Regions from separate parts of the Homo sapiens genome. Here region 1 is linked to region 2. Evidence: read pairs that join two places in POLR2A ChIA-PET (ENCODE). Cell type or tissue: OCI-LY7. All regions are shown on one strand. Links, peaks and the distances in the headings refer to the core of each region. The heading gives the core; the rest is flanking DNA.

Evidence for each region. Peaks named below come from ENCODE experiments on the same cell type or tissue, not always from the same donor. Only the 100,000 strongest peaks of a DNase experiment are listed, where the experiment ranks them.
Region 1: POLR2A ChIA-PET joins it to region 2 with 10 read pairs; 2 of 35 experiments call an interaction of 5 or more read pairs at or near these places.

The regions. Positions count from the first base shown.
Region 1 is chr6:47,795,690-47,798,619 of GRCh38, forward strand. All of the region lies in intron 4 of OPN5 (opsin 5), which reads left to right. Among named protein-coding and RNA genes, the nearest start is that of OPN5, 15 kb to the left of the region's middle. In OCI-LY7, for the core only: no CTCF peak of the experiment used is centred there; no DNase peak of the experiment used is centred there.
Region 2 is chr6:47,460,106-47,463,035 of GRCh38, forward strand. No RefSeq gene overlaps it. Among named protein-coding and RNA genes, the nearest start is that of CD2AP, 16 kb to the right of the region's middle. In OCI-LY7, for the core only: no CTCF peak of the experiment used is centred there; a DNase peak (open chromatin) is centred at 1,306; H3K4me3 peaks cover 975 bases; H3K27ac peaks cover 1,629 bases.

The DNA.
Region 1 (2,930 bases), core at 237-2,736, 340 kb after region 2:
GTTGATGATTGTCTAAGCCTTTCTTTGTGGTATCTCTCTCCTCTTTCTGTCTCTGTACCCCCACTTCTCTCTTCTCTCTCTCTCTCTCTCACACACACACACACACACACACACACACACACATTTTCAATATCTACAAAATTTGTATAACCCATCAATTTGGGGCTTATCTGCTCTGCTGAATAGGGTACTATTGATTCATATTCATTATTTCAGTAATAAGAATAACTTTTATGAATCATACAATGCCTCACAGTATTTTCTGCGTTGCATGGACTTTGGGACATCATTAGGGACATTCTACCACTTGAATTATTTATAGAGTAAGAGTTTACCATGTGTGCTTTCCCATGGGAAGCTTGTGTTATGAACACGAGCAGTTTCTGCAGGCTTGAGTACCTTGGTAAACGGTAGTTTCAGAGGTGACAGTTCTTTAGGTATTGTGGAGTAAGGAAAAGAACAAGACTAGAGTTTAATCCCATCACCAGTACCTGCCAAGTTTGTGACCTAGAACTAGATATTTAGCTTTCTTGAATCCCTATTTCCTCACTTGCATAACAGGAATAGTGATATCTGTCTTATTGGGTTACGGTGGGAATTCAAAGAGATAAAGTATATTATTCTGTCATCTGGTGCATAGAAGGTGTTAGAGCAACCATGGTTTCTCCTTTTTCCTTATGCCTGTTAGGAATTACTGGTAAAGTCTAAAGCAGTGGTCTTCACATGTTCATGATTTTTTGCCCTTGTACTGAAAAAATATTTTCCAACACATGCCATCAATATAAATGACATACAGGTAATACCATCAAGCTTTGTATTAAATATTAGCACCCCCTAATTTAACCCCCCAAATTTTCTCTTCTATTTTAAAGATAAAAATAAAGGTAGATTGAAGTTATAATTATTTCTTCCTGTATCCCAATCAATCACGTTGATTGGTATCCTACCCTCGAGTATTCTCATGTTCACTTTGGAGACCACTAGTCTCAGGGACCCAGAGAAACACAGTTTCCCCCAGATAAGAGATGGCTTTTTAGTAAGTCAGAGACTTGGTTCTGGTAATATGCCTCTCTCCAAATTGCAGAATTTTTGGAGTTATACAAAGATCTCTTGGTTGCATATTGTATTAGTCTGCTATCACACTGCTAATGAAGATGTACCCAAGATGGGATAATTTATAAAGGAAAGAGATTTAATTGACTCACAATTCCACATGGCTGAGGAGGCCTAGCAATCATGGCAGAAGGCAAATGAAGAGCAAAGTCATGTCTTATATGGTGGCAGGCAAGAGAGCATGTGCAGGGGAACTCCCTTTTATAGAACCATCAGATCTTGTGAGACTTATTCACTATCATGAGAACAGCATGAGAAAGTCCTGCCCCCATGATTCGATTACCTCTCACTGGGTCCCTGCCATGACACATGAGCATTATGGGAGCTACAATTCAAGATGAGATCTGGGTGGGGGGACAGCCAAACCATATCACATACTGTGAGCTAGATTCCTGATGGCTCCAGTTGACTGTTATGCTCAAACTCTACATGCCAAGTAGAGGAAGCTTTGAGGGATATTTTCATCACTCTAAATCTATACTGATAGCTTAATAATAGAACAGTTCTTGGACAAAAATGCAGACTCAGGAAGCATGAACTTCTTCTGTCTTATAATTGGCTATAAAGTAGGAAAATATTTTCATAAAATGAAGCATTATGAGTTAGGTTCTTCATTTCTAGCTCTCCCTTTAGCTCTTACCTGCATCTTTCAAAAAAGAAATTTAAATAAATCAATCCTAGTTAAAGTTGAATTATATTTAATCAAAATCCTACTTTGTACCAGGTACTATTTTAGAAACTGGGCAAATGTACCAATGATGAAAAATTTGCTTTTCAGTAGTTTATGGAAGTGTGCCCAAGAAATGATGTGCAGACATTCATCACACTGGTATGTGACGTCGAAGTTTACTTTGCATACAGTTGCTGAAATGTCTCAAAATGTGCTTTCTTCTTGCCATCCCCCTCACCTCTCTGTTTTCCATCCCCTATTATGTCATTGGCCTTGACACTTTGTTGGCCTTGCTCAATAAATCTGGGTCCTGATTGCCATGAGGCTCTTCTTCAGTTTCTCCCAGTTTGTTACCCATCATCTTCTCTCCTGTCAGTTGAACTGCTCAACTTGACCCCCTCACATTCTAGCATCTTGTCCTCTTGTGTATTCTTGAGGAGTGAGAAGCTTGTCTAGTCAATGCTTCTGGAACTCATTATACATATGAGGTACAGCTCAGCATATACCATTTAATTTGATTTGTTATTATTCTGCTTGACTTGGACTGGGTAGATCAAATAGGCTTGCCCTAGATCAGGTTAAATGAAATGTTAAACAAAGTGTAGGAATACATATGTGTAATTTTGTTATGTATATTCTTTTAATTTATATACTAAATGATATTATAGCACATAATATGTAATATTATATTAAGAACATGTCTATATTTTATTTGTTTATATAAACCTGTATTAAAATAACCTAAATACAAACATCTCTAATTATTAATATTTGTGCAGAAAATTTAAGCCAAAATTCAACCCATATTGAAAAATGAACCTAGTCAATGTTTAGACCAGTCAGTACTTCTAGAACTTATTATACATATGAGTCAATGCTTTTGAAGGTCATTATACATATGAGGTATAGCTCAGCACATATCCCATTTAATTTGATTTGTTGTATTATTCCGCTTGACTTGGACTGGGTAGATCAAATAGTTAGGCTCACTCTAGACCAGATTAACCAAAGAAATGTTAAATGAAGTGTAGGAATACATATATATATAATTTTGTTACATATATATGTATATTCTTTTAATTTATATACTTAATGATATCACATAATATGTAATATTATATTAATATGTCTATATTTCATTTATTTA
Region 2 (2,930 bases), core at 117-2,616:
AAAGGGGGTTTACTGACAAAGCAAAGCTTTTACATTGGGCCTTACAGGCACAGGAAAATCACCAGCTACCTCAATGCACAGTCCCACGGTAGCATTCCTCCGGTCACTCTTAGAAAAGGCCCAAGTCATCTGGGCGCCTGGACTCACCCGCCCCAAGCAGGTGGCCCTTCTCCTGGTTCCCCTAGTTCTTCCTGGTAAATGGCAGAAATTGTATCTGACGCAATGTGCGCAACTTTGTCCTTTGCTGGATTCAGGTTTCTGGTCATGGGTCAGATCACTCAGTGCCTGAAGCAATTTCTTCCTCCACACCCAATGAATGCTTCAGGGAATCATGCAGGGATAGGTAGATTTCTTTAGGTACATATTTGTATTAATGAGAGCAGCTGGGAGCTGTCTTCCTGGTTCTAGTCAATGATTAACTTTTGAAGGCAGCCTCTTTGTGTGTGTGTGGTGTGTGTGTGTGAGAGAAAGGACTTGTTTTAAGTGTTCCCACACAAAGTTATACATCTGTTTTTCTAATCAATGAATGACCTAACTACAAAGAGTTGAAGCTACCATTGAGCCAATAGTAAAGAATAAAATCCTACCGGCTGGGCGCAGTGGCTCACGCCTGTAATCCCAGCACTTTGGGAGGCCGAGGCAGGTGGATCATCTGAGGTCAGGAGTTCGAGACCAGCCTGACCAACATGGTGAAACCCCCATCTCTACTAAAAATACAAAATTAGCCGGGCATGGTGATGCACACCTATAGTCCCAGCTACTGGGGAGGCTGAGGCAGGGGAATCCCTTGAACCCAGGAGGCGGAGTTTGCAGTGAGCTGAGATTGTGCCACTGCACTCCAGCCTGGGCATCAAGAGCGAAACTGTGTCTCAAACAAACAAACAAACAAACAAACAAAAAGAAAAAAATCCTACCCTCCCAGAAATCTCTTATTGCCATAGAAATCACCAGATGTTTACCAGGATGCTGCACTGTGGTCACCTAGGGGCTGAATACACTGTTTTCTACCTATTCCTTCAGCCTCTGGGAATCCACAGGCCAATTCAATGACATATGCTCAGAGGGGTCAATGATACAATTGCAGTTAGAGCCGTATTCACAATACATTTCTCAGAGAGAAAGCCTCAGTTCATTTCTACTCATTTCTTACTGAGAATTTTCACTTTATACTTCTATGAGAGAGACATTAGTATACATGTTGGCCTGTGGTAAGGCATATTTAGCTGTATATTTAATAAAGGTTCCAAATGTGTTTGGTGATTATTAAACACATGTGCTCAGCAGCATTGCTGCTCTCTTAAATTTCAGTTCCTCATTTCATCTGACTGCTCAGACTCTGCTATTTGAGAGACAATCTCCAACTTTTTTTTTTTTTTTTTTTATGATGGAGTCTTGCTCTGTCACCCAGGCTGGAGTGCAGTGGCGCGATCTCAGTTCACTGAAAGCTCTGACTCCTGGGTTCACACCATTCTCCCGCCTCAGCCTCCCGAGTAGCTGGGACTACAGGCACCTGCCACCACGCCCGGCTGATTTTGTTTTTGTATTTTTAGTAGAGACGGGGTTTCACTGTGTTAGCCAGGATGGTCTCGATCTCCTGACCTTGTGATCCGCCTGCCTCAGCCTCCCAAAATGCTGGGATTACAGGCGTGAGCCACCATGTCTAGCCAACTATTAACCCAAACTCTGCATAAATCAATTCAGTATCTTCCCCAGACAAAACAGTACTTTCTCTGGATTCCCCATTTCTGTCCACATTTCTTTAAATAAATCCTTTTTCTAGGCTCTCAGAATTGCATTATATTTCATTTACTTCTAAAATATTTTCAGTGTAACAGGTTTGATTTTACAAGACTATCCTAGACAACTGTTCCCCTTTTGGCATCATGCCTGCATCCTTGCAAGTGTCAATGGTGGAACTGGGCTTCCTGGCTTCAGGAGTTCAGTCCAAGTGATTAGCCTTATATAAGTGATGGGTAATTGAACGTAAGAATTTATTGCAAAAGTCAGCCTTGTGTGTATCTATTAGTTAATTAGTCACACTAAACTATGAGTGAAAAAGTAGCAAATCAGGGCAAAATGCAGATAAAGAAAAAAATCCAAGTAACAGTAGAGATTATTTTTTAACTGATAAATGATAACAATAAAATAAAACTGAATTTCAGTAATTATCAATTACTGATTCACCTAACTATGATCTTCCTCAAGTGAACCAAATAGAAAACACACTTACTTCAACAAGTAGCAATTGATGAGGTTACTAAACCCTGGTCTGTGGACTACCTGTATCAGAATCATTGGCGATCTTTCTATTTTAGTTTACTTGATTTTGTTTTGCCCTATATTATTTAAAAAATTTCTCAGTTATGAATAACCAAAACATGTGCAAGTTACTGAAGAATGATCAGAGATTCAAAGTTGCTGGCTTTAAGGATAGAGAAAGGGATCGTGAGCCAAAACTCAGTGAACTATATTGAGAGTAAAAATTGAAAAAGAGTTTGGGAAGAATATTGTATCTTTTTTATGCCAATAAATGCTCATAAAGTTTCAAGTAATATGAGGATGAAAAATTGAGATTATATTCTCTGTAACTTGACTTTTTTGTAGAAGTACTAGAAATACTGACATCTGTTGCACTAAAGAAAGTAATGTTTATCAACTATATTTAAATTTTAGTTATCTCTTTCTAATTAAACAATTAATCTTTCTTTCTCTTTTTTTTTTTGAGATGGAGTTTCACTCTTGTTGCCCAGGCAGGAGTGCAATGGTGCGATCTCAGCTCACTGCAAGCTCCGCCTCCTCCGCCTCCTAGGTTCAAGTGATTCTCATGCCTTAGCCTCCCAAGTAGCTGGGATTACAGGCATGCACCACCATACCTGCCTAATTTTTGTATTTTTATTGGGGATGGGGTTTCACAATGTTGGTCAGGCTGG